Linked DNA regions of Homo sapiens: all the other regions are linked to region 1. A link is an interaction called in ENCODE POLR2A ChIA-PET data of the cell type or tissue named here. Cell type or tissue: CD4-positive, alpha-beta T cell. All regions are shown on one strand. Each heading gives the region's core, and the rest is flanking DNA. Links, peaks and the distances in the headings are about the cores only. Region 1 holds the start of CCR6 (C-C motif chemokine receptor 6). Region 2 overlaps CEP43 (centrosomal protein 43). Region 3 overlaps CEP43 (centrosomal protein 43).

Region 1 (10,716 bases), core at 3,133-8,132:
CCTGAGGTGAGGATGTCTTCACAGATCCAAGGGAGGAGGTTTTAGACACATAAATCTGTGTGATTATCCAATGGCAAGATCATTTGATAGGAGATCCCCAACCTAAAAAGAATGTGGCTTTCAGATCTCTTTCTGGTAGACAAACAGATGTTTTAGTAAATCAAAAAATCAGCCTTGTGAGTGTAATTAAATGACTACGTAATAAAATCAGTCATTTTCCTTTGGTCTTTTTGTCAGAATGAGTCTTCAGGTTCTGTAAAGAATCTGTCTCCTCCGACATACATCGCCAAGACAGCGGCGGGCTAATGGGGGCTGTGCTGCCCACTCCTCAGACACTGGATGGGGGTCTCACTGGTCCACCCCGCAGTTGGCTGCTGGGTCAGAGAGTGTGCCAGCCAGACCCCAGCGCCCAGCGCCCTCTAGATGTTGCAGAAGGGCGAGAGAGGCTTTCTGTGGTCCTCATTCTGTGAGCAGACCTGTCCTTTCTGGCAGTCAATTATGCCTTTGCGGAATATGATTGGGAGATTTTTAAGTAAGTCAGAGGAAAACTGATTCTGCTGGAAGTCGGTTTTAGAGCTGCTGAGAGCTATTTCATTCATCATAAAAATCTTGTTGGTTCAACAATACCTCTTTTTCCACATTCCTGGTGTTTAAGCAGGGTGCCTTGTCCAAAAACCTAGTGTCTTTTCCCCATTTTCTGTATCTGACTTGAAGCAAAATAGTATTGTCCACTGTTCTGGAAACTAACACAGAAAGAAATTGTGACTATGGCAGCACTCACACAACAGTTTATCTGGAAACGTCTAGAAGGTGTTATTTTTCCAGCAGTGAAAATTAGTGATATCCATAATAGTCACTATAATTAGTCCTTTTGCTTTTCTTAGAAATTCTGTTTCATTATGCAACCAACTTATTTTGTTATTAAATGAAAGTACAAAGAGAATTTTTTAATAATTACATTTCTTATATTTCTACCTCCTTATACAAACACCATTATGATTTTCATGTCTCTTCTCATACTTGTGTCAGTTTCTCACTTTTATTGCTAAAATTTTGCAAAACTGAGGCTGTATCTATAATGTCATGGTCAGGGTTGGAAGTTTAAATTTGAGACCTCAAAGAAGATTTTTCAAAGGGGATGCTATGAAAAGCTCCCCATTTTCCTCCTAGTTCAAAGATCCGCAGGCGTTATAAAGCGAATGACTACTGGTTAGGTGGAATTCATTTCTGAAGCCGTGGCTGCCGCCAGGAGGGAGCACACCAGCAGGCGTGGATGGGCGTTATTGTTGTGTCTTCTTTCTTGAAAAGCTCCAGGGTCCAACTGCAAGAAGAGATCACGAGAGAGAATGCGGAACTCCTGGCTCTGTCTCTGGAGAACATTCCAGAGGTTGTGCTGGAGCCAGAAGGAGCGCTTTCTTATGCTGCTGTCTCCTTCCCGAACTCTCCAGAGCCTCTGGAGTCTTTCACCGGGGCCTCCCCGCCCTCGCTCCCTCTTGGGAATTCTCTCTCTCCAGCACCCCCGACGCTTTCTGTTTTAGATCAAATTGACCTTTCTGGCTTGACACCCTTTCCAGCACAGGAGGCAGCTGGGCCTTTCTCTGAGGCCCTCCTCTCAGCCCACAGCGCGGCAGATCCCTGCGGGGAAATGTGTCCTCCCTTCTCCCAGCCCAAGCCACCTCCTCCCACCTGCATGGCTTTTGGCCAAAGTTTTCCTTTTGCTTCAACTGAGAGTAGAGCTGCTCTTTCTCCCTGCAGGCACCCTTCACATACTGACGGCAGCCGCCCCCTCGGCCTTCCGCTGCACCCCGCCCCTCATTTCCAGTGGCCCTCTTGCTTTCTCAGGTGTCAGGGCTTCCCGCCTATGCCACCCCCTAGCAGAGAGGCACCCAGGGGTACCCTAACCATTGCAGAGGAGAAGGGCGACCGCCTCCCAGTCCCGGACGCCTGCACATCCGTTAGGCCCAGAGTGGCTGCTCTTCCTGCTGTGGCAGCACTGTCCTGATTTTAGCACAGACGTTTCTACTTTCCGGGAAGTCTCTGGAAAACTGGGAGGGTTGGCCCCCTAATCCTGGGAGTCCAACAGGAAGAGCCAGGAAGATAATGCTGCAGGAGATGACCCGTCCCGTGGGTGAGGGTTCCCTCCCCTCCCGCGGTGGGTGGAGGGTGAGTCCTGTCGTCCTCCTGTGGCGGGAGAGCTGTCCATCATCCATCACTGATTCCTCTCCACTTCTGCGCTGTTCCTGAGGGCTGAGCACAAAGCCTCCTTAGAAAACCAGAGTTCAGGGTGCTTAGATGGAAAGTGTCCAAGAATACTGCTGCGTCTGCGACCACCTCAGCCTCTTTATCCCTCCCCACCACCGTCCCCGCATCCCTCCCTACCACCGTCCCCGTCCCCGCATCCCTCCCTACCACAGCCTCTGCATCCTGCCTACCACAGCTGCATCTTATGTCAGAAGAGTGTTCGAGGGATCTGGGCTGAGGGAATGGAAGGTGTTACCTGCTTGTTTTCAGTTAAGGAAATAACCTGTCTCCTGGGTTTGCTGCTTACCGGAACTCTATTTTCTTTTTTTTTTTCTTTTTTTTTTTTTTTTTTTGAGACGGAGTTTCGCTCTGTCGCCCAGGCTGGAGCGCAGTGGCACGATCTCGACTCACTGCAAGCTCCGCCTCCCGGGTTCACGCCATTCTCCTGCCTCAGCCTCCCGAGTAGCTGGGACTACAGGCGCGCGCCACCACGCCCGGCTAATTTTTGTATTTTTAGTAGAGATGGGGTTTCACCGTGTCAGCCAGGATGGTCTCGATCTCCTGACCTCGTGATCCGCCCGTCTCAGCCTCCCAAAGTGCTGGGATTACAGGCGTGAGCCACCGCGCCCGGCCTCTATTTTCTTTTTTGAGTCTCCCTGTCAGTCCTTAATGTTTTCCACCCCTGTGGTCTCTATTCCCTCAATGTATTCTTCCTTCTTAAACCCTTTAGTTAAGCTCTCACTTGGACATTCTTAAAGAAATTTTGTCTCAAAGAGCACTGAGAACAGTAGTGATGAAACGCGCAGGTCGCTTTTCAGTGCTCAAATTCTTCACTCTGCAGGTTTCCTATAAGCACTTTTCTGTTTTTTTTTTTTTTTTTTCTTTAAAGACACTGTACTAATATTTTAGGACCTATCCTCTGGCCACTTCTGAAGTGTCACTTTTCCAGCTTCAGTCTGTCCTTCTGCTTTGTAAACATGAGCCCAACATCCCAGCAGTTCCATCGGCGTCTCTGGGTTTAATTACAACCTCTCCATGCAAGACCGTTCCTGCATCTCTTGCTAAGCCCCCTCTTTATGACTCAATAGTGGTAACTTCCACCCCCATCTCTACCACCACGACAACAATCATAATTACAAAGCTGCCACTGTGCACCTAATGCTGTGTGAGGCATGAACTTTGTCTTCGATCTTCACATGAATCATTTACAAATCTAAAATCCTCGTGTATTGATTAGGAGACAGACATCTAGAGGTTAACTTGAAAAGTGACTTTCGATTCTTGACATGAGTCTAAAGTCATGTCAAGAATCTCCAAGAATTTTCAGTTACACGAGACATCAATCTCTTCACATTCCAGGTACTTCAATGACATCCATTTTCTTCCCTCTTAGACCGGTTTCTATAACTGTTCTTCTACGTAGAAATAAATTAGTAAATAAAAAGTAAGCTTTCAGTTTGATTTCCCTATTTCTGTCCCGATGTAAAATTTGGCATCATCTTGATTCCCCTTTTGCTTGTTCCTTACTGATATTTTCCAAAACATCTCCCCACATCATTTTCTCTTCACATGTATCCCAGAAAGGTATGAACTTTTGGATCAGATGACATGGTTTTGAGATTGGCTCTTCAACTTATTGGTGTATGAACTTGAGGAAGTTGCGTTTTTCCTCTGAGTTTCAGTTTTCTCATCTGTCACTTGAGGAGGACTATGACAACCCCAGGGCCCCTGGGCCTTTAGTGAGGATTAATGAAAATGAATGGGTGAAATGGCGAGGGTCAGCCCCACATGCTGGACGCCCTTGGTCCCGGCTCCCTTCTCTACTCTGTGATGTCAGGCAGGGCTGCCGCCAGGAGGAGGGTGCACCTGCCCTGTGACCTGCTCTTCTCCCTACCGTAAACTCGCTCCCTGTCCCTCCACGGCCCACAGACGTCTGTGTCTTTGTATTGCTGCCAGCCTTCCGGTCCTGCAGCCACCCTCCCCAGCTCCCCACTGAGGGCTGGTGCCCCCACCTGTCCTTACTGCTCTCCACCTCGGTGCCTTTCTGCCTCCCCACCCAGGCTCATGCTGTTTGTCCCCAAATTGCCTTCCTCCCCCTGCCTACCTGGTCAGATCTGAGTCGCCTTCCTGGCTGAGTCCCAGCCTTTCACGAAGAGCCTGAAGTCCAGGATGCTGGAGGTGGAGGAGCTCCTCTGTGCTCCCTCCTGTGAACTGGACGCTCGCAGTGGCATTTCTTCACTGATCCGTCACACGTAGGCTCTCTGCATATCACATGTGGCTTGTATTGTCATGTATTTAGGCCTCAACTTTCCAACTATATGAGTTCCCAAAAGGTGGGAAGTAAATGGCATACTTTTAACTATTTCTGTAGCTTGTGTGCTGTACATAGTAACTATCTGAAAAAATGATTCGTATCTGAAAAATAATTTATAACAGGTGTTCTCCTGGCTATTTGGGAGAGTAATTTTCAGGCCAGCTACTTTATGGGGTAGAATAACACAGAGTGACTCCCCATGCCCAAATGTATTAGCATATACAGTGAGCATTGAAGGATACACCATTTGACATCTTCGTAAACTCCAAAATTCAAGGTGTCAGCACAGCTTGTACTTCCTCCTATAAAATGTGTTTTTGTCCCTACTAGAGAATTTGCTGATGTAATTTGTTAAGTAGCCTTTTTTAACTTTTTTATGAAGAAAAAGATATAGATCCAAACCACATAACACAGATCCAAGCACTGCTGGGCTCGGTAGTCTATGTTTTTGCAATGGGTGTGAGCCTGTGGCTGCCTGCCAGCTGTCATTGTTGTAGGTTTCTTCTTCCTGTCCCTCCACTCTCAGCACCTGTGCTAACTCTAGGCTTTCCTGGGGAGGGTTTTGTAAAAACCAACAAATGACGCTTTTATTTTAATTTGTTTTGTTTTTTAAAAACATGTTCATTACTTCAGAAGTTTTGTGCGCACAATGAGAGTAGAAAACTGCCCCAGTTATCTACCACCTTGAGTCATGGTGGCTTTAACAGTGATTTATTTACAATCTCTTGTGGCTCTGGGGGTCAACTGGGCTCGGCTGAGTGCTTCTCAGTTGGGGCCTCCACTGCAGGTACCATCAGAGAGTGGGTGGGAGCCATGTCATCCGAAGGCTCGATTGGGCTGGGGGACTCCCACATGTGGCCGGCAGGTGGTGCACTGCTGCTGCCTGGTATCTCAGCAAGAATTCCCAACCAGCTCACCATATTGACTTCCTCAAAGTTTATACAGAGTGTTACTTTAGGGGTTAACAAAGCATTTACTATCTTTTCAACTTTGCTGATAATTTCAAAAGATGACTGACACCCAGATGACCAATGTCCACAAAGTGGTGTGCCATGGCCTCCAGTGTGTGTGCTATGGCCTCCAGTGTGTGCAGAGCCTGTTTGTGAATTAAAGGCAATCACAAGGAGAAACGGTCATGGTGACCCATTCTGAGCTGTACACAGTGTCCTCTGTAGGATTGTAGCCAGAGGCAGATGGCTTTCCTAGAAATGCCTCAATGTTGAGTTTTAAAGCAACTCCTTATGACTGTTATCTGAATTTACCAAACTGTCCCTGGCTTTTCTTAGGAATGAACTTCTGATGTTGCTGTGGAATTTTCTGCCTGGAAACTTATTGTTATGAAACATGTGACTGTAAGCCACATTCCTCGCCTTTTATGCACCTCACAGTGTCTATGCAAATGAACAGTGTGATTTTAAATTTGAGGAAGTTTCAATAAGAGTGAGATCTAAGAGGATCTTTAATATAGGGGCATTTTTAGAGAGCTAAAAACCAAATAGGTCTCAGCTTTCTCAGGGTGACATATAATTTAGATTTGACTTGGAACTACAGAAGGAATATGGGGCAAAGGACATGAGAAACATTGCAGAGGTCAGTGCCATATGGAGCTTCCACCTCAGCTCTCGAAGTAAAGGCAACCAGCCCAGGCTGGGAGCCAGTCAGCAGCAGGGTCTCAATCTCCATCCACTACCTTCCCCTCTGGGGCAGGGAGGGTGTTGCAGGGAGGAGGCCACTCTTGGAGACCTCCAGATCCCTGCCTCTGTGCAGTCTAACAGAAGGGGCCCCCACAGTGGCCATGAATCTCTTTGTTCTGCAAGGAAGGGGGTGTCATTGGGCCTCCTGGGTCCCTCAGCATCTGCGTGGCCACACAACGCGGTTTTGTTCAACACGTTACATTTCTGCTTAATTAATGTTCATTTTTGGTCCCCAGCAAAGTCCAATCTGTTTTTCGTTTTCTTTCTTTTCTTTCCAGGCAGGCATTGCCAGGGCTAATCATCTATAAAAGGGCTTACTTTCTTACCTTCACGCTAAGCAAGACCATCCAAGGGCAGTGTTAGAGGGCACCTGAGAACGCAGGAGGGGTGTGTTACCTGGTGGCCTGTTTCTTCCTCCTATGGGCAGCCCTTCTACAGGAAGCAGAAGCCTCAGGGGCGATGGTAGAAATGAGGAGGAGGGGATGGAGCTGAGGTAGCAGGGGAGGGGTCGTAAGAGCAGAGGGGAGGGTCTTGCTTTGTTCGCCATCCAATAATCAGCAGGTTTCGGGTTGGGGTGAACTACTGGGGAGGAGCGCCCCAGGGCTTCTCTCAGATGGAGGAGGGACAGGTCACCCAGAGTGAAGGAAGTTGTGAGCTCTGTTAGAGGAAAACAGCCAGGACTTAGTCAGGAGAGGCTTTGTTTGGAAGGATTGTTGTAAGGCAGGGAGAGGAATGATGGCAGCAAGAGGACCCCGTGACCATAGGTCTGCAAGCACTTCAAACAGAAAAGGCCCTTCTTTTATCCAGTAAGGGGGAGCCACTGGGGCCAGCAGAGTCTTTGGAGGGGACCCTGGACAAACCCGGGAAAATGGCCAGTGGGGTTGAGCAGGACACAGGTCCTGCTGTGTCTAGCTGGTTCCCCAGAGAGATGATAAGGGGTGCGCTCCAGCTTCTCAGGCTCACTCAGGCGTGAGGACGTGGAGCTCAGGGCTCTGCAGGAAGGAGCGACCCAGGTGAGGTGTGGTCAAGATAGAGCAGAGCTGGGCAGCGGGCAGTGGAGCCTCGTGGGCAGCCTGGGGGTGGGGAGGCACAGTGCACTGGGAAGTGGAGAAAGTGTGAGTCCATCAGGCTGGCTGAGAATTGATCACGAACCTATTGTCTGTAAAACTTTTGTTATTTCCTGAGACGTGGTTCACAGCAACCCAGGTGCGAACAGCCTTGTGATTCTAGGGTTCTTTTCTATTTTTTAAGCACTTGCATCTACAAATAAATTTCTGAGTGACTTGTCGTCAGCTGCTTTCCTTGATATGTCTAAAGACAGGGCAGTGACCCGCATCGTCACCCAGAGATTCTGTCTCTGTGCCACATGAAGATTAGGTGCCCGCTTTTGATTGAGGAGCTCCTCTGTTGCTCTCAAAGTATCTTGTAATAATAGCTGAGATGCATGGAGAACCACCTCTCCTTCAGGCGCTGCTCCTCGGCTTCCGTGGACGGGCATGGCTATTTCTCGGAACCCTCTGAGGTTAGAGCTGTCATGGTCTTTCTTCTGAAAGAGGAAACCGAGGCTTGCTGGGGCTCAGTGGCCCTTCTGTGGCTGCACAGCTTTCGGGGTGGGGCCAGGACTGACTGACTCCACACAAAAGTGCTCCCGGCCCATGTCTTTAACTCACACGGCCTCTTGCAAACGTTCCCAAATCTTCCCAGTCGGCTTGCAGAGACTCCTTGCTCCCAGGAGATAACCAGGTAAAGGAGTATGAAAGTTTGGGTACAAACTCATTGCTGCAAATTGAAAACCATGCAAAGGCTGTCTTCCTCTGGGGAGTTCAATGCCTCTCTTTTTCTTATCACTTTACCATTGGTTGGACTTTGATTCCAGGGATCCTACGATTACTCAATACCCTACAGGATATACATGGTTAACCATTTGCATTTGGGCAAATAGGCGTTACTTTTCAATAGGAAGTGGCAATCCAGAACTTGCTTTTGGGCAATTCTAGTAGCTCACCGCTTTTTTCTTAATGACTGCTAGAAGCTGCATCTTATTGACAGATGGTCATCACATTGGTGAGCTGGAGTCATCAGATTGTGGGGCCCGGAGTGAGGCTGAAGGGAGTGGATCAGAGCACTGCCTGAGGTGAGCATGCCAAGGCCCCTGAGACTTTTCTTTCAAAAATGTAACTTCTTTGATCCCCTAGTCTGACAGGAATGGGACTGTTTTACTCATTAATCTTCCAGAATGCTGGCATATTGACCATGTTTATGCTTAACGACACAGACTTCCTTTCCTGAAAGCATTGACTTTATGGTTTTAGGAAGCCCACTTTTCCTCTAAGTGTATAGTAAGGGATTTCATACTCGCTCCCTGCACTGGAGCTTCGGTGATGGTCTGGGTACTTGCTCCTCATACAGGAGATATCCTCAGGGCATCAGTCTGGAGAGGAATGTGATTCTTTATTTGATCAAATACACTGAAAGATTTTGGAAAACAAAAAAATTAAGCTAAGAAATATTTTGGAGGCAGTAAGTCATTTATGCAATGAAGGCTGATGAGTGGGCATCCCGGACAGCCTAAGATTGAGCAGGAAGGAGCTTGTGAGGGGGAGTTAAGAGAAATTGACAAGGTGGAAATTTCAACAAGTCTCAGTTGCAAAGCTCTCATGAGGGCTGCCAATGCCACTGTGATTATGAAGGCAGTATCTTATGACCAGAAAATAATACACAATGATATTAAAGGGAGCCAGGCTAGGTGCAGTGGCTCATACCTGTAATCTCAGCACTTTGGGAGACCAAGCTGGGTGTATCAGCTGAGGTCAGGAGTTCGAGACCAGCCTGGCCAACATGGTAAAATCCCGTCTCTACTAAAAATACAAAAATTAGCCAGGCATTGTGGCATGTGCCTGTAATCCCAGCTACTTGGGAGGCTGAGGCAGGAGAATCACTGGAACTTGGGAGGCGGAGGTTGCAGTGAGCCGAGATCACGCTACTGCACTCCAGCCGGAGATCAGCTCCAAAGTCCACTTAGCAGCAGGACATAGATATTGTAGAGATCAGCTTTATAAAGAAAAACAAAAATGCAAGGCCATAACTAAAGCTATTCTTTAAATGGTTAAAGATGTAATTTCTGCAAATAAAACAGAAAACATAAAAGCAAACTTCCAAAGAAATTAAAGGAACTGAAAAAAAAAAAAAACCAACCCACAGAAGCTTAATAAACAAATCACCGGGGGAAAACAAAAAAAAAATCAAACCTCCTGGTCTCCTCCTTAGCCACTCTCATTCAAAAGCAGAAGGAAGCCAGCCTAGAGTTTCAGCTCCACTGATGCTTATCTAAAAAGGTATAAAATATGGTGGGCCCATGATTCAAATAAACTTAGAGAACATAAATGTATTGAACACCTACCATTACAGTATGCAAAACTCTGATATCAATAAGATGTTTTAAAATAAATATATTATTTAAGATCTTGTGGGAATTCTATGGCATTTCACTAAGACCTGCTGGTGGCAAGGTGAATTAGAACGGCGAGTAAGAGACAGTAATGGGAGTCTCACCAGTACTCACAGTCCTAGATGAGCTACACTCGCTATCTGTAAAATGGGTATGATGTCTACCTTAAAGGGTTTTGTGAGGTTAAAAGAGATAAACAGCTGTAAACCAGTGATTCTAATGCCTAGCAGGTAACTAGAACTTAATTTACAGCATATGCGCGCACACACACACACACACATATGCGTGCATATATACATACACACACGTCCATATGTACACACACACAGTTATACACATACTGCACACACATGCATGCATACACACATGTATGTATACATGCAGGCACCAATATACACCCATGCACACACATGCAAATACACACATACACATGTATACACACATGTGCACACCTATATACACACATGCATACACATGCATATACACATACATGATATAAACAGGTGTATATATGCAGGCATATGCACACTGCACACATGCACACATGCCTAGACACATACATACACACACACCGACATATGCACACACACACACATACTCTTATTTAGTTCTTGCTCCTTGTTTTGCAGGGCCACTACTATTTATGAAAGTAAGCACAAATTTAAAACTGTCTGACAATTGTAACACATTGTTAAGCTAGTTATTAAATGTTTTTAAATTACAAGTCCACACAGTTTTTATTACCAGTAATATTTTCATAACTATTACTAATGTTTTCCCCATATTGAATTTTCTTGGACAGAGTCTGTCCTTGGCCAAAGGGATGATCAATGGCAGTCGGTCTGTTGCTTGGTCCCCCCAACCCCTGCTCTTCTTGGGGAGCCCCCCACCCACAGCTCTCACCGGCCTTCCCTCTTTGCTACCACCACAGAGCCAGCCAGTATTGGTCTCCCTGAGAGTGTGTGCTGTGGCTACCCACCTCTTCTGGGGCCATTTGCCTGTGATTAGAGGACTCCCAA
Region 2 (10,716 bases), core at 461-5,460, 73 kb before region 1:
CAAAGTTTCCCCGAGGAAGTCAGATTGGAAAAGTGTCCTCAGGTTCAAGGAAACCTGGGTGTGCACCGGGTGAATGAGAGTGGCAGACAGAAGGAAACAGCAAGGCCTCTGAGGTAGGAGGGACAGCGTTTTTGAATGTGAAATTTATTCCCTGATACATGTTTTTAAAAATGAATCTTGCTGCCCTTAGAAAATGAACCCCCGAACAAGGTAAGGTCGAGCTGGCCCCTCGTGTCATCCGACTTTGCGTTGTGGCCCTGCCTGCAGAAACGTGTGCTCTGCTACAGCCCTGGGAGGAGGGGCCGGGCTCCCAACTCCTGCCCCGCTTCTAGCACATGCTGTGCTTGGCCACTTCTCTGCCTCTTAGTTTAACAGCAGCACTGGGCAAGGTTTGCCCTCTGCACACCAGACCGGCTTCCCAAGAACCGGGGAAGAGGAGAGGGCATGCCTGGGGCCTGAGCTTAGTGGGCCGGGTGGAGGCAGGAGGTACTGCATGGAGGAGCGTGGACAGTGGCATGCAGGAGGCCAGTCATTCTGCGGTTTTAGCTGGAGGTTTGTTTTTGGTAGTTTGTAGAATCATCAGATTTGATGATGAAACTTTTTTTCCATAAATGTTAAATTTTCAGACACTTGTATTTTTTTTTTCCTTTTTTTTTTTTGAGACTGAGTCACTGTCGCCCAGGCTGGAGTGCAGTGGTACTAGCTCGGCTCACTGCAACCTCTGCCTCCCAGGTTCAAGCGATTCTCCTGCCTCAGCCTCCTGAGTAGCTGGGATTACAGATGTGTTTCACCATGCCCGGCGAATTTTTTTTGTATTTTTAGTAGACACGGGATCTCACCGTGTTGGCCAGGCTGGTCTTGAACTCCTGACCTATGGTGATCCGCACCCCTCCCCGCCCCCCCCGCGGCCCAGCCTCCCAAAGTGCTGGGATTACAGGCATGAGCCACTGTACCCAGCCCTGTATTTTCTTTAAAAACCAATTTTGGGCCGGGCACGGTGGCTCACGCCTGTAATCCCAGCACTTTGGGAGGCCGAGGCAGGCGGATCACGAGGTCAGGAGATCGAGACCATCCTGGCTAACATGGTGAAAACCCATCTCTACTAAAAATACAGAAAAAAAATGAGCTGGGTGCGATGGTGGGTGCCTGCAGTCCCAGCTACTCGGGAGGCTGAGGCAGGAGAATGGCGTGAACCCAGGAGGCGGAGCTTGCAGTGAGCCCAGATCACGCCCCTGCACTCCAGCCTGGGTGACAGAGCGAGACTCCGTCTCAAAAACAACAACAACAACGAAAAAACGATTTTGGCATGTTTTGTAAGTTGCCAGACTATTGGATATACCTCTTAATCATACTTTGTTTGAAATCCTTTGTGGTTTCTAAAGCACTAGTAGCTTTCTGAAAGGAAAATTTTTAATGAATGAAGCATGCTTCATCCTGCACATCCCCTCCTGCCCCAGCACCCCTACTGCCCATGCGCCTCTCCTGCCCCAGCACCCCTACTGCCCCAGTGCCAGGCCTTTTCTAGCAGCTCTCATGGGTTCATCCCTGCTGCGGGCATTGCTCCACCAAGGGGCAGTGCTCTCCCTGCCGGTAAGTGTTGGAACTTCACGTTTCCCTCTAGTTTTCTCTTTACATTTTAACATACACTATTATGTGTCAATATATTAATTATATATTAATTACATTTATAGAGGTTAGGTATATATGGCAGATCATATCTGAGCGTGAATTACATTCTCCAATATTTTTATTTGTCATGATTTATTGCAGGGTTCACTTATTTGATCTACCCCAACTTAACACACATTTCCAAGAAAATATCCATCACACTAGAAAGAAAGAAAGAGGAAGGAAGGAAGGGAGGGAGGGAGAGAAGGAGAAAGGAAGAAAGGGAAGGAAAATGGAATGGAGGAAGGGAAAAATGGAAGGAGGAAGGAAGGAAGGGAAAGAATGAAGAAAGCCATTTGTTCCTGCAAACCTAAACCTCTTTGTAGTAAGTTCTGGCAGAAGGTGTGTTTCTGGAGTTAAACTACAGGCTTGGAAATGGAATTTCTTAGCCTAATTTCTAAATTAGAACTGCTTATGCAAATTAACACTCCGTACATTTCAACAAGCAGTTGGCTGATTTCTTCTGTCCACTCCACCTGCAGATGCAGAGGTGGCCCCATCCTGTGATGTGCCACCACATCCCTTTTCAGTGAAGGGCTTTGTTGGCTGCTGTGGGCATTCTCATGGCCTCTCCAGGGATGGCCTCCACTGTAGAGACCTATGTCACCAAGGCCAGGCCCTCTCAGGGGGCTCCATCCAACGACCATTCTGCCTCAGGGTAAGAGGCCCGGCCCTCTCAGCCTGAGTCCATTCTGGCTCCAGAGCTCCCTGAGAGCTTGCCTGGCAAGTTACTCTTGCAATTCTAGCTTCCAGCAGGCGTTGATTTCTGGGGCACTTTTGATAAACTCCTGGCAGGAAACTCAATCTCTGGGGGTCAGAGTCCACTTCCTGGGGAGCCCAATCTGTGACCCCTAGGAGTGGGGACCATGGAAGCACTTGGCTCTCCAGCATGTGCTGAATAGGGGGCGCTGCCTGCAATGTCCACGTGGAAACCTGGCTGGGAGAATGCCTGTGTGCTCTGCATGGGGATGTAAAGGTGTGAGCAAACCTTCTTCAGAGAGGGGATGTTCAATGCGAAATTTGAACATTGGGACCTGAAAAACTGATGGGCTGATGGGGTCTGCCCATGATTGGCAGCCTTCATAGAATCACGAGGGAGGAGCACAGGCCACCCTAGACAGGAGGGGTCCCCTACTGACAGGGAGGTGCTGTCGGGGCAGCAGGCACGTGCAGGAAAACGGAAAAGCAGAGTAATTGAATGTAAATCATGCAACTCCACTACAGTGGCTAGAAGCCTGGATGGGCAACTTGGCTGAGTGATGTTGGGCAAGTTATTTAATATCAGTATTCTCAGTTTTCTCATCTGTAAAGGGGATTAAATACTTCCTTCCCTTACAGGGCTGCCCTGGTCTTAAGTAATGCCCACAGAGAGCTTAGCATTGTTCTTGGCAAGTCACTAGTACTCAGTAAATACTATTTTTATTAAGAAGGTAAGATTCACAGGACTTAGTGTCTTAACTAGATGTTGAGAGTAAGGAGAAGAGAGAATACTTCTCGGATGATTGTTCAGTTTCTGATGAATGTCTGTTCCCCTTTCAAAACCTAATTCAGATGTCACTTCCTCCTCAAAGCTCTCGCCCCGCGCCGAGCTACTGTGATGTATTTTTATGACCTGGCAGCTTTTTTCTCATATCCCTGTTAGCGGTATGTGGTAAGAACATGAGACACAGAATCAGAAACCATGGATTTCTGGTCTTGACTCCACTACCACTCAGAGGAACCTCACGGTGGATGCCGTAAGTGTTTACACTGAAAAGGATTTTCACGAAAACCTGCATTTTCATTTCGTTCACAAGAGAATTATGAGACTAGAAAAACAACAATTCTTAGTATACCACAGACTGTGGTGCCTAGGAATAACAGACAAGCTTTAACTCACACGATGAGCATCTTTATTTAGCTCTGCTTTTAGATATCTGCATGATAAAGATGAGTGATCCAACGTTAGAAATCATCTGGACATTAAAACTGAATTGTAGGCAGGCGTGGTGGCTCACACCTGTAATCCCAGCACTTACGGAGACCAAGGCGGGCAGATTGCTTGAGCTCAGGAGTTTGTGAGACTAGCCTGGGCAACATAGTAAGACCCCTATCTCTACAAAAAATATAAAAATTAGCTAGGCATCATGGCCTGTGCCTGTAGTCCTAGCTATTGAGGAAACTGATGCAGGAGGATCATTTGAGCTCAGGAGTTTGAGACCATTCTGGGCAATACGGTGAAACCCTGTCTCTACAAAAAAATGCAAAGATTAGCTAGGCATGATGGCACATGCCTGTGGTCCCAGCTACTCGGGAGGCTGAGGCAGGAGGATTGCAGGAGGTTTGCTTGAGCCGGGGAGGTCGAGTCTGCAGTGAACTGAGATTGCATCACTGCACTACAGCCTGGGTGACAGAGTAAGACCCTATCTCAAAAAAAAGAACTAATTGTAACAAACTATCTTTCAAATTATATCAAAACAGTGATTCATAAATTCCATGTTGCCCAGAGATCATGAGGAGCTCTTCTATGATTTGACAGTGCAATTACTGAAGGGGAAGACACCATGCAAATACATGGTAAAAATATTCAAATTATTACTGATTTGACACAAAATATTGATGTAAATAACATAAAACTGTAATATGCCATTATGATGACATTAATGAAAAATTGGTTAATGAATGTCATTGAAAGAGCATGTACATCACTAAATGTTCTTAGTCACTGAAAGTGTGAAATAGCCTCTAAACTCATATGTGGAAAAAGAACTTGAAAAAGGTTTCCAGAAATGTGACAATTCTAGTACTTTCATGACATTTTAAAAAAGGGATTGTAAAGACTGATGAAACCCTTAAAACCTCTCAAGAATTAAAAATCATTTTTGATCAACAGAGTAAACTGATTTTTTATCTCTGTTGAAAGATATTTTTAAAATCATTGTCCTATGGAAAAGTCATATAGAACGTTTGCTGTTTAATGTAGCACAGATGTATCAAAAAGCCATGCCAGGCAGTTATAGATATCTTAGTTTTCTGGATTTTGTGACGTTTGTGGTATTTGTCAGATTTTTAAAATTTGTGATTTGTTGGGATTTGTTCCTCATTCACAGGTAATTTTATATACTTTTGTATTCACTTTCGAAAAGAAGGCAACTCTAAATTTTATGAACTTCAAGTGCTATAAAACAATTACCACAGTAAATTTTGAAAAATTCACCCCAAAAAGAAACCTTGTATCCATTGGCAGTAACTCCCTATGCTCCGCCATTCCTCTCAGCTCCCTGTCTGGCAACCACTTCCTGTCTCTTCAGAGTTGCCTCTTCTGGACATTACATATAAACGGAATTATACACTATGTGGCCTTTTATGACTGGCTTCTTTCACTTAGCATAATGTTTTCAAGAGTCATCTGTGTTGTAGCATTTGTCAGTACTTCATTTATTTTTGTTTCCTAACAATACTCCATTGTAGGGATTGACCACACTTTATCCATTCATTGGTTGATGGACATTTGGGTTGTTTCCACTTTTTCTGCTGTTGTGAATAACAGTGCTAAGCACATTCATATGCAGTGTTTGTGTAGATATATAATATGCTTTATTTTCTCTTGAGTACATAAAAGTGGAGCCTCTGAGTAATATAATAACTCTATGTTTGGTGTTTTGAAGAATTGCTAAATTGTTTTCCAAAGCAGCTGCACCATTTTATATCCCTACCAGCAATGCATGAAGCTTCCAGTTTCTCCACATCATCACGAATACTCCTTATTCTCTCTCTTTTTAGATATAGACATTCTGGCAGGTGTGACATTGTATCTCTTGTGGTTTAGATTTGCATTTGGAGCATGTCTTATGTGCACTTAAAAATATTAATATCTATTCTGCTGTTGTTGGGTAAACTGTTCTATAGATGTTGATATGGCTTCGCTGTGTCCCCACTCAAAATCTCATCTTGACTTGTAATCCCCATAATCTCCATGTGTCAAGGGTGGGACCAGGTGGAGGTAATTGGATCATGAGGGTGGTTTTCCCTACTCTGTTTTCATGATAGTGAGTCTCACAAGGTCTGATGGTTTTATAAGCATCTGGCATTTCCCCTGCTTGCACTCAGGCTGTCCTGCCACACTGTGAAGAAGGTGCCTTGCTTCTCCTTTGCCTTCTGCCATGAGTGTAAGTTTCATGAGGCCTCCCCAGCCATGCTGAACTGTGAGTCAATTAAACCTCTTTCCTTTATAAATTACCAAGCTGCGGCTATTTCTTCATAGCAGTGTGAGAACGGACTAATACAGGTGTTTTTTAGGTCTTGTTATTGTGTCGTTCACGTCTTTTATTTCCTTGTTGATCTTACTCTTAGTTGTTCTATCCATCATTGAAAATGGGGCATTGGCCAGGCGTGGTGGCTCACGCCTGTAATCCCAGCACTTTGGGAGGCCAAGACCAGCAGATCACTTGAGGTCAGGGGTTCGAGACCAGCGTGGCTAACATGGAGAACTCCTGTCTCTACTAAAAATACAAAAATTAGTCAGGTGTGGCAGTGCGTGCCCGCCTATAGTCCCATCTACTTGGGAGGCTGAGGCAGGGGAATTGCTTGAACCCTGGAGTCAGAGTTTGCAGTGAGCTGAGATCATGCCACTGCGCTCCAGTCTGGGTGACAGAGTGAGACTCAAAAAAGAAAAAAAAAAAAAAAAAAAAAAAGAAAGAAAATGAGACATTGGATTTGTAAGTTTCTGACAGGTTCATTTTGCCTGCTGCCCAGATAGAGCCGATTTATGAGGACAGGGAAATTGCAATAGAGAAAGAGTTTAATACATGTAGAACTGGCTAAACAAGAGACTGGAGTTTTATTATTACTCAAATCAGCCTCCACAAAAATTTGGAGGCTAGGTCTTTTCAAAGATAGTTTGGTGGGCAGGGGTTTGTGTACTAAGAAACTAAATGTTTCTTGTGTACTAAGTCAGCTTCTGGGTGGGGGCCAGAGGACCAGTTGAGCCAAGAATTCAAGAGGTACAGGTTCAAGTAGGGCCATCTGGTTGTCAGAAATGCAAAAGCCTGGAAAGTCATCTCAAATGTTAGGTTCTACAATAGTCAAGTTATTTATAGTAATTGGGAAAGTTGCAAATCTTGTGACCTCTGTAGAAAATAGGTGGTAATCTTTACACCTATATCTTAGTAGAATTCAGGCCCCTCACTTCCTCCTAACCTGGTAGCCTTTCATTAGTTTTACAAAGGCAGTTTAATTTTGGGGGGCAGGGCTATTATCATCTAAACTATAAACTATAATCGTTTGTCCCAAAGTTAGCTTGGCCCATGCCCAGGAATGACCAAGGGCAATTTGGAGATTAAAGTCAAGATGGAGTTGGTTAGATCAGATCTCTTTCACTGTTATAATTTTCTCACTGTTAAAATTTACAAAGGCAGTTTCAAAATCTGAAACTTTTATTGTTAAATTATGTATTTATTCCTTTAGTTCTGTCATGTTCTGCTTCTTATATTTTGGAACTCTGTTGTTAGGTGCATACATATTTATAATTGTTATATCTTCCTGATGGATTGGTATTGTAATCACTGTAAAATACACTATTATCATTGTAAAATATTCCTTTTTATCTCTAGTATTTTTTGTCTGTTTGACTTAAAGTCTATTTTGTTTGATATTAGCATAGCTATTCTTGCTCTTACTGTGGCAATTTGTATGATACCTTTTTCTTTTAGCCTATTTATATCTTTGAATCAAAAGTTTGTCTCCTGTAGATAGCATATAGTTGGATAATTTTTAGTTCTTTTGATTGGATTGTTTAATTCATTCATTTTTAGTGTTACTATTGATATGGCTGGATTTGTGTCTGCAATTTTAATTTTTGTTTTCTATATGTCTCGTGTTTTTGTGGCTTTGCTTCTTCTTCTTTGCTTTCTTTTGCATTAAGTATTTTCTAGTTTAACAACTTAATTTCTTAAATTATTTTTAACTATATTTTTACGTATTTCCTTAATGAATGCTTGATGGCTCACAATCTCCTTCTCAGTTTATCAGAATCTACTTAAGTTTATACTAACTTATGTCCAGTGAGATAGAAACACATTTCTTCTTTATAGCTCTAGGTCCTCTTCACTTGTTTTTGTGCTATTATTGTTATACTTACTACCTCTGTATATGTTACAAGCCCAAGAATACTATTCTACTTATTTATATAATTTTATGTTTTTTAAAGAACCTGAGACTGGAAGTGAGGGAAATAGGGCGTGCAGGAAGGAAGGAAGAGGAAGGAAAAGTGTGTGAAAGGGGGCTCCACCTCCTTTAGTGGATACCCTGAGCTTATTTCCAGGGGCCTTTGTAAATTCCCAGTGACAACTCTTTGGAAGATGAAATCCCCCTCTTCCCTGCATCTTATTAGAACAGTGTATCCTGGAGGACATCCCTTGCCTTTCACCAAGTGACCCTATACTGGCGGCAGAACTTCTCGATTTTGCGGATTTCAAAATGGCTCCACGTACTCATAGTTTTCATGACAGACTTCATTGCGATAGTCAAATACTGTTCCACTTACTGCAGTTGCCTACAGTCTGGGTTTTGTTCAGTTGAAATTAAATAAATTTTATGCACAAACCTTTCATGGCTGTCTGCGATCTTTTAAAAAATGTGAACATGTACAGGATGATAAGTTCTAAGGATGTATGTTCTGCAAAGCCTCAGAGCAGGAAGTAGAAGTACACTTGTACATTAGAAGATGAATATGCTTTTGGAGTTTGGACTCCATTTTCTTTTTTTGTTCTTTCTTTCTTTCTTTTTTTTTTTTTTTTGACAGAATGTTGCCCTGTCCCTCAGGGTGGAGTGCAGTAGCACGATCTTGGCTCACTCCAACCCTGCTTTCTGGGTTCAAGTGATTCTCATGCCTCAGCTTCCCGAATAGCTGGGATTACTGGTGCCCACCACCACGCCTGGCTAATTTTTGTATTTTTAGTAGAGACGGCTTTTGCCATGTTGGCCAGGCTGGTCTTGAACTCCTGACCTCAGGTGATCCACCTCAACCTCCCGAAGCACTGGGATTACAGGCATGAACCACCACGCCCGGCCTGGACCCTGTTTTCTACATTTTAGCACACATATTCCTATAGAGAGATGTACATAACCCACTGACATACCAGGGAACTTTTGAAATGTAACCTTTCAAAAACTGAAGCTTGAGAAACTTTGTTTTGTTGTACTCTGTATCAATGGAGGAGGCATGTGTTCTATAATTGATAATAGTTAATGAATGTCTTCTGGGCTTCATTGACCCATACATTACCTTAAAATCAAATGATGATTTCTTAAAGTCTAGACATTCCCTAGAAATGGGAACATTCTGAGTTTTAAGTGCTAAGTCAGAATAGGTGTTAAAATGAGCCTTTGGAAAAACAGTTTGTCAGTTTGCACACATCTATGTTTTAGGTGCAATAGCAAATAAACACAGTACATGAACGAATGAGTGCTCATGGGAAATAAGAGGTGGTCTTATCTAAAGGGAAGTACTGTGGGCCATGGTCGGAATCCTAGGGTTCCGGATCCTGCCATGCCACTCGCTGGCAGCCTGGTTGGCTTCCCCGGGCTCCACCTTTCACCAGCGGGAGCGGAACTGTTTCTCATTGTTTCCACTCTGGGCTGTTGGAGCCCCAGGGCTCTCAGGGTGTTTCAGGGGGCTGTGGACAGGGAGAGGAACAGCACTTTTCCCCTAAGATTTACAAAGAGCAATTCTCCTTAAACAACTGGTTTAGGAAAAGCTACTGGACTAAGTTCTCCCAGCCCCAACTTTCTGGCACTTTAGAAACTGTCCATTTCCACCGAGTGGCTGGCCTCAGTTAGGATTGCAGTGAGCAAGCTGCCTGGATGGTGTGATCACCTGGGAAGGAAAGCAAAGCTTTCTAGAGAAGACCAGTGGGACCTCTGTGTTGCCAGCTGAACGTGTTCTGAGGTAACATCAAATCCTGATGCTCTGGCAGACCGTTCAGGCCTCTGTTAGAAGATAAGCGTGCCTGCTCATGTCTAGGGAAGCTGTGTTCAAAGTCAGTGAAAGTGATGACTAAAATTATTTTATATCTTAAAAACACCTCCTCTCCCAAAATGCTAAAACTACTTTGTTTTTCTACTTCTAGGTAGGTATTTAAATCAGATCATCTACATAAAATAACTACTAGCAGCAAAAAGAAAAAATAGGTCATTTATCCAGCTCATATTTTCAAGTCAAACCACTTGAGTTGTGGGAGTGGTTTATCAGCAGCTATTTCCACCTCTTTGAAAAAGAGAAACAAAAAACATTGCCATGGGCTTAGAAAAATATTTGGCAATGCATCTCCTAAGAAACAGTGGAAAGCCTTTCATTTATTTTTCTTTCTTTTCTTTCTTTTTTTTTTGAAACATAGTCTTGCTCTGTCGCCCAGGCTGGAGTGCAGTGGCGCGATCTCGCCTCACTGCAGCCTCTGCTTCCCAGGTTCATGTGATTCTCCTGCCTCAGCCTCCTGAGTAGCCGGGACTACAGTTGCGCTACCACGTCTAGCTAATTTTTGTATTTTTAGTAGAGGCAGGGTTTCACCTTGTTGGCCAGGCTGGTCTCAAACACCTGATCTCAGGTGATCCTGCCTGTCTTGGCCTCCTAAAGTGCTGGGATTGCAGGCGTGAGCCACTGCGCCCGGCCTACATTTATTTTTCTACTGAGGAAATAAGTTGAGGGCTTAGAAGACTTGGAAAAAAATATGGGTTTTTAGAGGAAAATAGTGTTTAAATGAGCAACTTTACAAGAACAACGATTTGGTTGATTTCTCGAGGTGAAGTGAAGATGGAGACGGAAAGTGGCAGAGCCCAACAGAATGTGAAAGACAGAATCCAGGGCCAGGAGGAGAAAGTTCAACAAGGAGAGGAGGAGCTGGAGACAGGGGAGGAGGAAGGGCAGGAGAGGACACGCTGGACACGGTGGGGGTGAGCCCACTGCGAGTCAGTGCTCCCAAGGGGAAAGAAAGCGAACAGTAATGGATTTCTGCGCTCATTGCAATAATTGGGGTTTTTTGGCTGCTCTTATCAGAAGGGGCTATCGACCGA
Region 3 (10,716 bases), core at 5,379-10,378, 79 kb before region 1:
TCAAGCCATTCTCCTGCCTCAGCTTCCCATGTAGCTGGGATTATAGGTGCGTGCCACTACGCCTGGCTAATTTTTGTATTTTTGGTAGAGACAGGGTTTTGTCGTGTTGGCCAGGCTGGTCTCGAACTCCTGACCTCGTGATCCACCCACCTGGGCCTCCCAAAGTGCTGGGATTACAGACGAGAACCACCATGCCCTGTCGATTCCTTTCTTATACACAGAAAGATAATATGTAATGTAGAAGTAATATTTGTTGTGGATATGATTCGAAATTTTAAATTAGATGCCTGAGAATTTTATTTAATTGACAGGTTATCTTTCCAATTGGAAGTCTGTATTTTTTTTTATAATTTATTATACAGTTTTTGAGAAAGAGCATGATGTAGTAGATGAAATTGTAAAAATCTGGGTTTGTTTCTTTCTTGCTATTGTGACCAAAGTCACTGCTTTGAACCTTTGTCTCCTCATCTGTTACATTGACTTGACTGCTGCTGCCCTTGCTACATTATTTTAAGGGTCAAGCAAGACAATATGTATGAAATTAATTATAGTTAATATTATATTTTACTTAAAGGATTAAAAGAAATATCTGAATGTTTAAAGAATAGTAATCTCTTTAAATGTTTATTTTCAGAGTTCTTATTTTTTTTTCCCCTTCTGAAATTAGTACCAGCCATCGCTCAGAGAAAAGTGAGATAAGTATTGGTGAAGAGATAGAAGAAGACCTTTCTGTGGAAATAGATGACATCAATACCAGTGATAAGGTATGGTGTTCTGCATTTCCCATAGAGTGCTTTTTTTTTTTAACCTATTTGTCGATTTACTGTAAAGCTTCAAAATTCATACTAATTAGTAGAAAAACAGTTGAAAATTATGAAAAGTCATGACAGAGACCTGGCTCGAGTTTATAAAGAATGTCTTTGATGAATGTGTAAGATTGGTTTTGGTTGTCACTTCCTTTGGTATGCAAGTCTCGCTGCTGAAATGCCTGAGGATTATTCCTGGGGCACTGGGATTGCTGTGGATTAAGAGGGATCAGGGTGGGTCAGGCTTAGTGAGAATTGACCACCTGGTGCCATAGGTGGAAGTCAGTATAGGGTACTGTGATCACAGGAGGAAGCTGAGCCTGGAGTGCAGAGAGTGTGGTCATCTTGGCCAGTTGTGACATCTGAACAGGCAAGCCAGACTGGGCTAAAATCCACAGGAGACAAGACAGTAGGCCATAAAGTTAGAGTCCGTATTTGAGATCCAAACTTTACCTTTTTATGTGGGTGGAGAACAGAAGATCCTTCGATGGTGAGCTGTAGCATTGCAGGGTCACCTGTCAGTACCCACTTCAAGCTGTCCCCAGCTCAGAGGAGTCTACCAGTCAGGTTGGAGGTTGCCATGGCTGGGTGGGGACTTGCTTTCCAGAACATGGTGGGATTCTCCAAGCGCTGTGATTGTCACACAGGGAGAAGGCCTTTGAGAGAGGTAGCGTTTACAATGCAACCACACAATCTAAGTCAGCAGCATCCGTGTTTGCATTCTTATTCTTTCATATATTTTCTTATTTAAGCTTTAACCTTTGACTCTCAGTTTCTTTACTTGTAAGATGGAAGTATTAATACCTATGTGATAGGATTATTTTGAAGGTTAAATGATAATATATAAAGCACTTCTCTAATTCCTGATGTATTATATACCCTTATAATTATAAATTTAGCTTTCTCTTTTCACCCTGCATCATCCTAAAGAGGCCTGAAGAATGTTGCTTTAAAGTTATACCAAAGAAACTATGAAGGATTCTTTAAATATGAGGGAGAGGACTCGAAGAAATGACTGTTAAACTAGGATTTGTGAAATGACGTGGGTTGAAGAGGAGGTGTGGCATCCCTTTGCCATTGGGGGCCTTGGATGGCGTCCAGGAGTCTGGGCTTTGTTAGACTGCTTCTCACTGGGTCCTACTCACTGGGTTTGGCACATCAATGTTCCTAGGAGTTTTCACTTAAAAGCTTAAATTTAGATAATTTTGCCATTTACATAGATTGGACTTTGACAGTCACTGTACTTCATCAGGAAGCATTTTCTAAAGCCTTCTGTGTAGAGAATTGCTACTGGGCACCTGGGGAACACAAAAGCATTTGTATTCTTTGCAGTAAGAATACAGCAGACAATCTGGTCACCTTTCAGCCAAGGTGACCAAAACCAGTGTCCATTAAGCACCTACTATTTAGAGAGCACAGGGCTGGGGATGTGGGGGTGTGAGGAAGGAGATAGCCCAGTGGAATGGGCAAGTTCTGTAAGTTCATCACATCTGGGTTTGAGTTCTGGAGCTGCTACTTACCACTCACAAATTTGGCCAAGTTATTTAACTTTTTTTTGTTTTTTTTTTTTTTAGACAGAGTCTTGCTCTGTTGCCCAGGCTGGAGTGCAGTGGCGCTATCTCAGCTCACTGCAAGCTCCGCCTCCCGGGTTCATGCCATTCTGCTGCCTCAGCCTCCCGCGTAGCTGGGACTACAGGCGCCTGCCACCACGCCCAGCTGATTTTTTGTATTTTTTTATAGAGACAGGACTTCACCATGTTAGCCAGGATGATCTTGATCTCCTGACCTCGTGCTCTGCCTGCCTCGGCCTCCCAAAGTGCTGGGATTACAGGCGTGAGCCACCGCGCCCAGCAAGTTATTTAACTTTTGGGGCCTTGGGTCTCACATCTATTTTGCAAGAGAGATGGTGGTAGTGAAAATTAGAGATAAGCGTGTAAAGCATATAGCTCAGTGCTTAGCAGAACAGGCATTCAATAAATGGTATCTAATACTATTATTCATTGTAGTCACAATAGACATTTCTGTCGTAGGCACAGATATAGACTTCTTCCCTCAAATTTATGCAGGATCAGAGAGAGAAAAGCCATGTACACAAACATAGGAAAATCAAGATAAAAAGTGACAGGTGCCATAAAATGCCAGTCATTCATGGGCCATGAAAATTCAGAAGCAGGAACTAATATTTGACCGGGATTTTGAAAGATGACTCTGACTTGGTTCTGCGAGGGCTGAGGAGGAACATGGTAAGCTCCATGAGAACAGAAGGGAGATCCCGGGACATGTCAGTGCTGCCCTGATTCCAGAGCTTCACTGGAGGGTGCTGTGTGAAGAGACAGAATGTTGGGAGGAGCAGGGTTGTTAGAAGGTGACTTTGAACCAGAAATGACAGAGGATGAACTAGGAGCAGAGGCCCTGGGGAGGGTAGTCTCTGCACGGGAGCCAGCACGAGCAAAGACATAGGTAGATGTTGGAGGAAGAGGGCCACACGTTCCTAAGGGACAGAACATAAGTGTGCATCCCAGGTTTCTGTTAATGCATAGCAATCTAATTCAGCAAACGTGAACATTTACACTTCATAAAACTTTTCAAAATCTTACAAGTTCCCGTCGATTTGTATGAAGCTTGCTATCACAGGGATCCTTTGTTTCCCTTTCAAGACTCAAAATGTACGTTTTAGATATTTTTATTTTGTGATGTAAAATCTATTTTTATAGTTTTGAACTAAGTTGGTCACTTTGAGTTCTTATTCTAAAACTAAGGAGGCATGAAAGCCGCCTTTATTAGTTTTGTTTTTGTTTTTGTTTTTGTTTTTGAGACAGAGTCTCACTCTGTTGCCTAGGCTGGAGTGCAATGGCTGGATCTTGGCTCATTGCAGCCTCTGCCTCCTGGGATCAAGCAATTCTACCTTAGCCTTCTGAGTAGCTAGGACCACAGGCATGTACCACCATGCCCGGCTAGTTTTTGTATTTTGAGTAGAGATGGGGTTTCACCTATGTTAGCCAGGCTGGTCTCAAACTCCTGGCCTCTTGTGATCCCCCCGCCTTGGCCTCTCAAAGTGCTGAGATTACAGGCGTGAGTCACTGTACCCGGCGGAAAGGCTTTATTAAATAGCCATTTATTTCTAGTTAGCTTTTGTTCATTCAGTTTTCTTTCTTGGTAACTACTTTAAATGAAACTGTTCTTCTTGGAAGTTTCTGGTTATTATTGTGGTCTTTTCTTTGCCTTAAAGCAAAACTAAATTAATGATCTCCAATAACTGAATTATCTAGATTAAGATCGTTTTCAGTCCACGATTTTTCCTGTATTCACTCTTGTCTGTAGTTTAGCATTTGTATTAATATAACACTCAATTACTTTGTAAACGAGATGGAATACCTTACTGATTTCACTCTGTAATAATGATGGGAAGAGAAAATTACAGTTCCAAGGTATCAGTTTGTTTTACAGTCTGTCTGCAAGCTTTTCTGACTTTTCAGTTTTTGTGTAAATTGGATTTGAATTGAATGCATAAGAACTGTAATTAAGATTCCTAATAATTTTCTTTGTGAGATAGTTTTACAGCAGGACTATGTTTGGACCAAGAGAAAGGGCAAGGACTTATTTGTTGAAAAGGATTTTACTTACAACTTAAATTTCTGAATATCCGAAGAATAACAAAATGAGAGGATATGTGGGGGGCAGATGAACAGACAAATAAAAGCATCTCACAGTATCTCGGGATGAAACTGTTGCATCTCTACAAGATGTTCCTATTCTTGTGCGTTATTACCTGGCCCAGGTGTTGGCACACTTGTTCTCTAAAAGGCCATATAGTGAATATTTTAGGCTTTGCAGGCCATAACTACTCCACCTTGCCATTGCATGGAGAAGACAGCCATAGACGATGCCTAAGAGTGTGTGTGTGGGTGTGGCTGTGACTGTCCCCTGGTCTGTTGCCACAACAATGAGTCTAGGTGGGACTGGGAAGGTTGGGTTCTGTCCTTGTTCAGCTGTCAGTGGGACCTGCCCAGCTGTATGTTCTATATTCTGGAGCCTGTATATTCACCCGTGGTTTTTTCCTTAGTTAAGAAATGTTTTCCCAGCCTGCATTATGCTTACATATCTATTAATATTTCCTTTCTCCATTATCATGAGTTGTTTATACAAATGAATAGATATAAGTTGGTTAATAGGTTAACTTTCTAGTTTACAAGTAGTTTAAACAGAAGTAGAAATGAGTCGTTTCTTACAACACTTTGTGAACCCGGGGCTGGGAGTCTGAGACTCCATGGGCCGTCCTGTCTGCCCTTCTGTTTTCACTTCATGATCTGGCTTCAGGTGGCACAGTGTTAAAGTGTGTCACACCATGTCGAGTTTGATGTTAGAAACTTAACGTTCTATACCGTCATATGAAAACATAAGAAGGGATCGTTTCCAAATTATACATTTTAATGAATTTTCGTGAAATTTAACGTGGGTAAATTATGGTTTTAGAGTTAGCAATTCATAGAGTGATACTTCCTGTGAACAGAATCATACATTGGGACTATGCTCAGGTAAAGAAGTTTAATACAGTTTTTCACTAATTTGTTTCTTAGATTAAATTGGAATAATGGCTAAGATGTGTTTTATTTTAAATTTTCACTTGAAATATTTGAGAATAATCATAAAACATTGGGCTCTAAAGATTGTACTAACTTAGTAGACATGATTTTAGGCAAATCGCTTCTCAACACAGCTTTAAATATGAGTTGGTTTATGAAGTATAAAGTAATACTTTACAGCAACAGTTTTTTTAATTTTTAGTTTTTTATTTCTTATTTCCATAGGTTTTGGGGGAACAGGTGGTGTTTGGTTGCATGAATGAGTTCTTTAGTGGTGATTTGTGAGATTTTGGTGCACCCATCACCCTAGCAGTACACACCGGGCCCAATTTGAGCCTTTTATCCCTCACCCTCCTCTCATTCTTTCTCTGGAGTCCCCAAAGTCCATTGTATCATTCTTATGCCATTGCATCCTCATAACTTAGCTCCTGCTTATTAATGGGAAGATGTGATGTTTGGTTTTCCATTCCTGAGTTACTTCACTTAGAATAATGGTCTCCAGTTCCATCCAGGTTGCTGCAAATTCCATTATTTTGTTACTTTTTTTTTTTGAGTCGGAGTCTCGCTCTGTCACCCAAGCTGGAGTGCAGTGGTGCAATTTCGGCTCACTCCAACCTCTGCCTCCTGGGTTCAAGCGATTCTCCCGCCTCAGCCTCCCAAGTAGCTGGGACTACAGGCACCCGCTATATTGTCTGGCTAATTTTTGTATTTTTGTAGAGACAGGGTTTCACCATGTTGGCCAGGCTGGTCTTGAACTCCTGACCTCAGGTGATCCGCCTGCCTCAGCTTCCCAAAGGGTTGGGATTGCAGGCATGAGCCACTGCGCCTGGCCTATTTGTTCCTTTTTATGGCTGAGTAGTATTCCATGGTATGTATATACCACAATGTCTTTATCCAGTTGTTGATTGATGGGCATTTGGGCTGGGTTTCATGTTTTTGCAATTCGGAATTGTGCTGCTGTAAACATGCGTGTGCAAGTATCTTTTTCATATAATGACTTCTTTTCCTCTGGGTAGATACCCAGTAGTGGGATTGGTGGATCAAACAGTAGTTCTACTTTTAGTTCTTTAAGGAATCTCCACGCTGTTTTCCATAGTGGTTGTACTAGTTTACATTCCCACCAACAGTGTAAAAGTGTTCCCTTTTCACCACATCTTCACTGACATTTATATTATTTTTTGATTTTTTGATTATGGCCATTCTTGCAGGAGTAAGGTGGTATCTCATTGTGGCTTTGATTTTTTAAAATAACTTAAGACTACTCACATTCTGACACTTAATTATTTTCTTTCTTTTGAACAACAAAGCTTGATGACCTCACACAAGATCTGACTGTATCCCAGCTCAGTGATGTTGCGGATTATCTGGAAGATGTTGCATAGACACGAAGAAGGAAGTATTCTAATTAACAAGGACAGAGGACTGACCGGTTCCATTTTTTTTTTTTCCAGACAATCACTCAGCTGGAATGTCTGCTCTCTATTGGTGCCTTGCATTTCAAAAACACTGCAGATATTTTTTAAAAGTAATTTTCATTTTACTAAACAAAATACTTCCTATTTGAGCCCATGTGTGGAAGATTTAATATTCTTAATTTAACTGTACATTTCTTTATGGAAATTGATTATCTACACTCAGTTTCATTACAGGGAAGGAACCCATGAAAACATCAGTGTTAAGAGCATGATGAAAGGTGTCAATAAAGCCGTAGGATCGCGCAACCCTTTGTGTGTGTGGCTGCTGGTACGTGTGATCTTTGAAAACCTTGGCTTTAGCCCTCTGGAATCAGAGCTTACCCACCATAGTATATTTTGATATTAGGTGGTTCTACACATAGTTGGCAAAATGACTTGGTAAATTTGTAATGCTGAAGTATATTAGTATAAGTTAAATTTGATGTGTCAACTTTATTTTGTATTTCCTTCCATTTGGAAGGTTTGTTAGACCATTAAGGTTATATTAAAGTACTCTTGTGTGTGCTATTTAGTTTTGCTTGTTTTAAAGAAATCTAGAAGTGGTTATGAGTTTTAATTCATAGAATTGTCAATAACATAACATTTGCAATCGTCATTCCTCCTGTTATCCATGTAAGCAGCTTTAGTCGTAGGTTCTCTTCATTATAATTTATTATCTGTAAAGATTCCTTGAAACTTAAATGCATCTGAAACCATTAAGCAGTGCTTTTATTTCAGATCTGTAAGTTAATTGTATTAAAATCCAAATTGGAATGAAATAGTAGTAATGGCCTAAGACCATGTTCAGTTTGACAAGCTTTATATACTGTACATAATTTCATTGTAACCCTTAAAAATAGAGCCAATAATAGAATTTCCACAGTCTCATTTATACGGTTAAAGCATTATTGCTATTATGTAGGTCACGGATGTTTATAATACTAAAGTATTTTAAAATGTGCAAGTAGAAAAAACAGTAGAAAGTGATGCATGCATATTTATATATAAGTAAAGCAGGATTGTGCTGTTTTTGCACTTTATAATTTCAATTAAGTTGCGGCTTTTTACTACAAGTTAACTTTATTAGTAAAAGGAGCAAATTAGACCTAATTCATTGATCTCGGTTAAGTGAGCAGACTGCATGACTTGTGTAATGCCAGTTTCTCATTTCATATTAGCCTAAATATTACAGAAATTACTCCTTGGGCTCTAAAATGTAGAGGAAATGAAAATGTAAGGATTAAGGCTGTGTAACAGAATCTGGCTTTTTAAAATTTAAGTGAAACTAAGCTGTAAACATCAAGAGGAAGTAGGACATAAACTGGGCCGGTACAGCCTGGGAGCCCTGTGTATTTCTGCCCTCCGTCTGTGAGCTGCTATCTCAGTCTCCTTCAGCTCTTCATGTCTTAGTAAACAGCACCACGTGCAGATGTAATCTTGTTGCAGTCCCCCAGTGTGGTTGTTATAAAATGCATTTCTTTGTAAGTCATCTCTGTAAACAGTCACTTTCTAAAAGCACTATAGTTCTGGTCCCCTGGAATCTGGATCACATGTATGATTTATTTTTAATATTTGATAGGAACTAGGTTTCAGTGAAATGATTTGAAAGCATAGCAGGATGTGGCTTTTTAAATTTATGAAACTTTCGAACAGTAGCAACTGAAATTTGTCACTTTTCTGTTACGCAGAGAATCAGACCTTTTGATAATATTTGGGAGGGTAAAAGAAATATGCCAAATATGAAACTTTTTTGTCAGCACTACATACATCTTTTTTTTGCGGGGGGCGGGGGGGACAGAGTCTCACTGTGTCACTCAGACTGGAGTACAGTGATGCGATCTCGGCTCACTGCAACCTCCGCCTCCTGGGTTCAAGCGATTCTCCTGCTTCAGCCTCCTGAGTAGCTGGGATTACAGGTGCACACCACCACGCCCGGCTAATTTTTGTATTTTTAGTAGAGATGGGGTTTCACCATGTTGGTCAGGCTGGTCTTGAACTCCTGACCTCGTTCCTGCCTTAGCCTCCTAAAGTGCCGGGATTACAGGCGTGAACCACCGCACCTGGCCAGTACTACATCCATTTTATTGAATGATTTTGAATGACTTAAAGTTCAACTATGAAAAAGCTTTCTTTTCACATGTACTTTTTGATTAGGTATTATCAACTTATGAAACTTGAAGATGTGAAGTGACAGGTTTTGCATGTGATGAGTGTTTTCTGTTAAAAAATAAATATTGAAATATTAACCCATTAAATACATTTTTATGGTAACCTATGTTTTACAGTGGAGTTTTAAAAATGCTAGGTCTTTCTTTCATTTTATTGATAACTACAAATGAATAAAAAGCATTTATTCTCTTTGTTGATATTCGGTTGTGCTTTTATACTTTATGTTGGATAACAACCTGTGGGCAGTTGTGTAGATGCCATTAGTCCCTGCCTCATGCTTGCCCACAGCTCTTCCTCCCCTCCTTACTTCCCTCTCCTGCCCATGCACCAGAGCTGTGCCAGCCCACTGCTGCACAGCCTCTGCACCTGAGCTTGCCAAAGCCCTTCCTGTCTCAAGGTGTGATATTTGCCCCTCCTTGTCTGGAATGTCCTTCCCCTAGAACTGCATGAAGCTGGTTTATTTCAGTCTCATGTTCAAAGACGCTTCCAGACCTAAGGGAGATGTCCATTCTCCTCCCTGTCCCTGCCCCACCACTTGCATTTACCCCTTTTATTTTATTCATCTCAGCATACTCTGAAATGGTCTTGCTTATTTTGTGTGTGTGTGTGTGTGTGTGTGTTTAACTATGAGCTCGTGAGAACAGGGATTTTCTTTTAAACTGCTGTGTACCTGGCACAACATTTGTCCCCTAGTATGAGCTTGGCATCTTTGGGGCTGTAAACAGGCTTGAGCACTGACATGGGGCCTGGAGAATGTGGTTTCTGGCTAGGCAGCTGGAACAATCTACAAAATCTGAGGGGAAAGCTGTCCTTACCCTAAACCTGGGGAGGTCCCTAGGTTCAAGTCTGCAGGAAGGGGATCTGGTTCAGGAGAAGGCCGTCCTGTGAATTTGCCCCACCCACCAAGCTCAGCTGGAGCAGGGCCTCTGAAGGAGGTGCCCTCTGTGTGGCTCTGCTGTGGTGTTGGTTCATGAAGGACATGGGAGGGGGGCAGGACAGGAGAGGCAGCTCTTCCTGGAGAAAAACACACCCAGCCCAAGTTGGAGCCCTCCTGTGGCATTGGGTGGGGAGGATTCCCGCCATCAGTTCTCTGTCCATGGGTGCTAGTCTCACCCCTGCCCTCCGAGCAGTCCGTGCTCCCAGTGTCCCTGTCCTCTTTTTTTTTTTTTTTTTTTTTTGAGGTGGAGTTTTGTTCTTGTTGCCCAGGCTGGAGTGCCATGGGGCGACCTCGGCTCACTGCAACCCCTGCCTTCTGGGTTCAAGTGATTCTCCTGCCTCAGCCTCCCAAGTAGCTGAGATTACAGGTGCCTGCCACCATGCCCAGCTAATTTTTATAATTTTTTTGTAGAGACGGGATTTCACCATGTTGGCCAGGCTGGTCTCAAACTCCTGACCTCAGGTGATCCACCCGCCTCAGCCTCCCAAAGTGCTGGGAATACAGGTGTGAGTCACGGTGCCCGGCCTAGTCTTCCTGCTCTAGGAAGGGACGTGTTTGGGGAGGAAATCCAGGGCAGCTACCTTTGTGAGTTGTCCTAATGCTGCGTTCAGAGTTCCACACGTTCAACAAGCATCTGACATTTAAGGAAAGTGAATGTATGTCATGAAAGACAGATGAACAAAGAACTGATCTTGAAGAAAATGTAATCAGGAAACGAGATAATTCAAGAACAAAAACCTGTGAAGGACTGAATGTGTCCCCCAAAA

The links. Peaks named below come from ENCODE experiments on the same cell type or tissue, not always from the same donor. Only the 100,000 strongest peaks of a DNase experiment are listed, where the experiment ranks them.
Region 2: POLR2A ChIA-PET joins it to region 1 with 11 read pairs; 6 of 35 experiments call an interaction of 5 or more read pairs at or near these places.
Region 3: POLR2A ChIA-PET joins it to region 1 with 10 read pairs; 6 of 35 experiments call an interaction of 5 or more read pairs at or near these places.

The regions. Positions count from the first base shown.
Region 1 is chr6:167,114,841-167,125,556 of GRCh38, forward strand. It overlaps CCR6 (C-C motif chemokine receptor 6), which reads left to right and starts at 8,256. Exons shown (of 3, transcript NM_031409.4): 1 at 8,256-8,383. RefSeq lists an enhancer at 4,165-4,665. In CD4-positive, alpha-beta T cell, for the core only: no CTCF peak of the experiment used is centred there; DNase peaks (open chromatin) are centred at 4,191, 5,031 and 5,381; H3K4me3 peaks cover 1,628 bases; H3K27ac peaks cover 4,700 bases.
Region 2 is chr6:167,044,464-167,055,179 of GRCh38, forward strand. CEP43 (centrosomal protein 43) reads left to right here. Exons shown (of 13, transcript NM_007045.4): 13 at 1-8,255. Among named protein-coding and RNA genes, the nearest start is that of CEP43, 50 kb to the left of the region's middle. RefSeq lists enhancers at 3,163-3,312, 3,413-3,492. In CD4-positive, alpha-beta T cell, for the core only: no CTCF peak of the experiment used is centred there; a DNase peak (open chromatin) is centred at 3,268; H3K4me3 peaks cover 805 bases; H3K27ac peaks cover 1,085 bases.
Region 3 is chr6:167,033,208-167,043,923 of GRCh38, forward strand. It overlaps CEP43 (centrosomal protein 43), which reads left to right. Exons shown (of 13, transcript NM_007045.4): 12 at 668-764; 13 at 6,697-10,716. The coding sequence ends at 6,771. Among named protein-coding and RNA genes, the nearest start is that of CEP43, 39 kb to the left of the region's middle. In CD4-positive, alpha-beta T cell, for the core only: no CTCF peak of the experiment used is centred there; a DNase peak (open chromatin) is centred at 8,234; H3K27ac peaks cover 2,305 bases.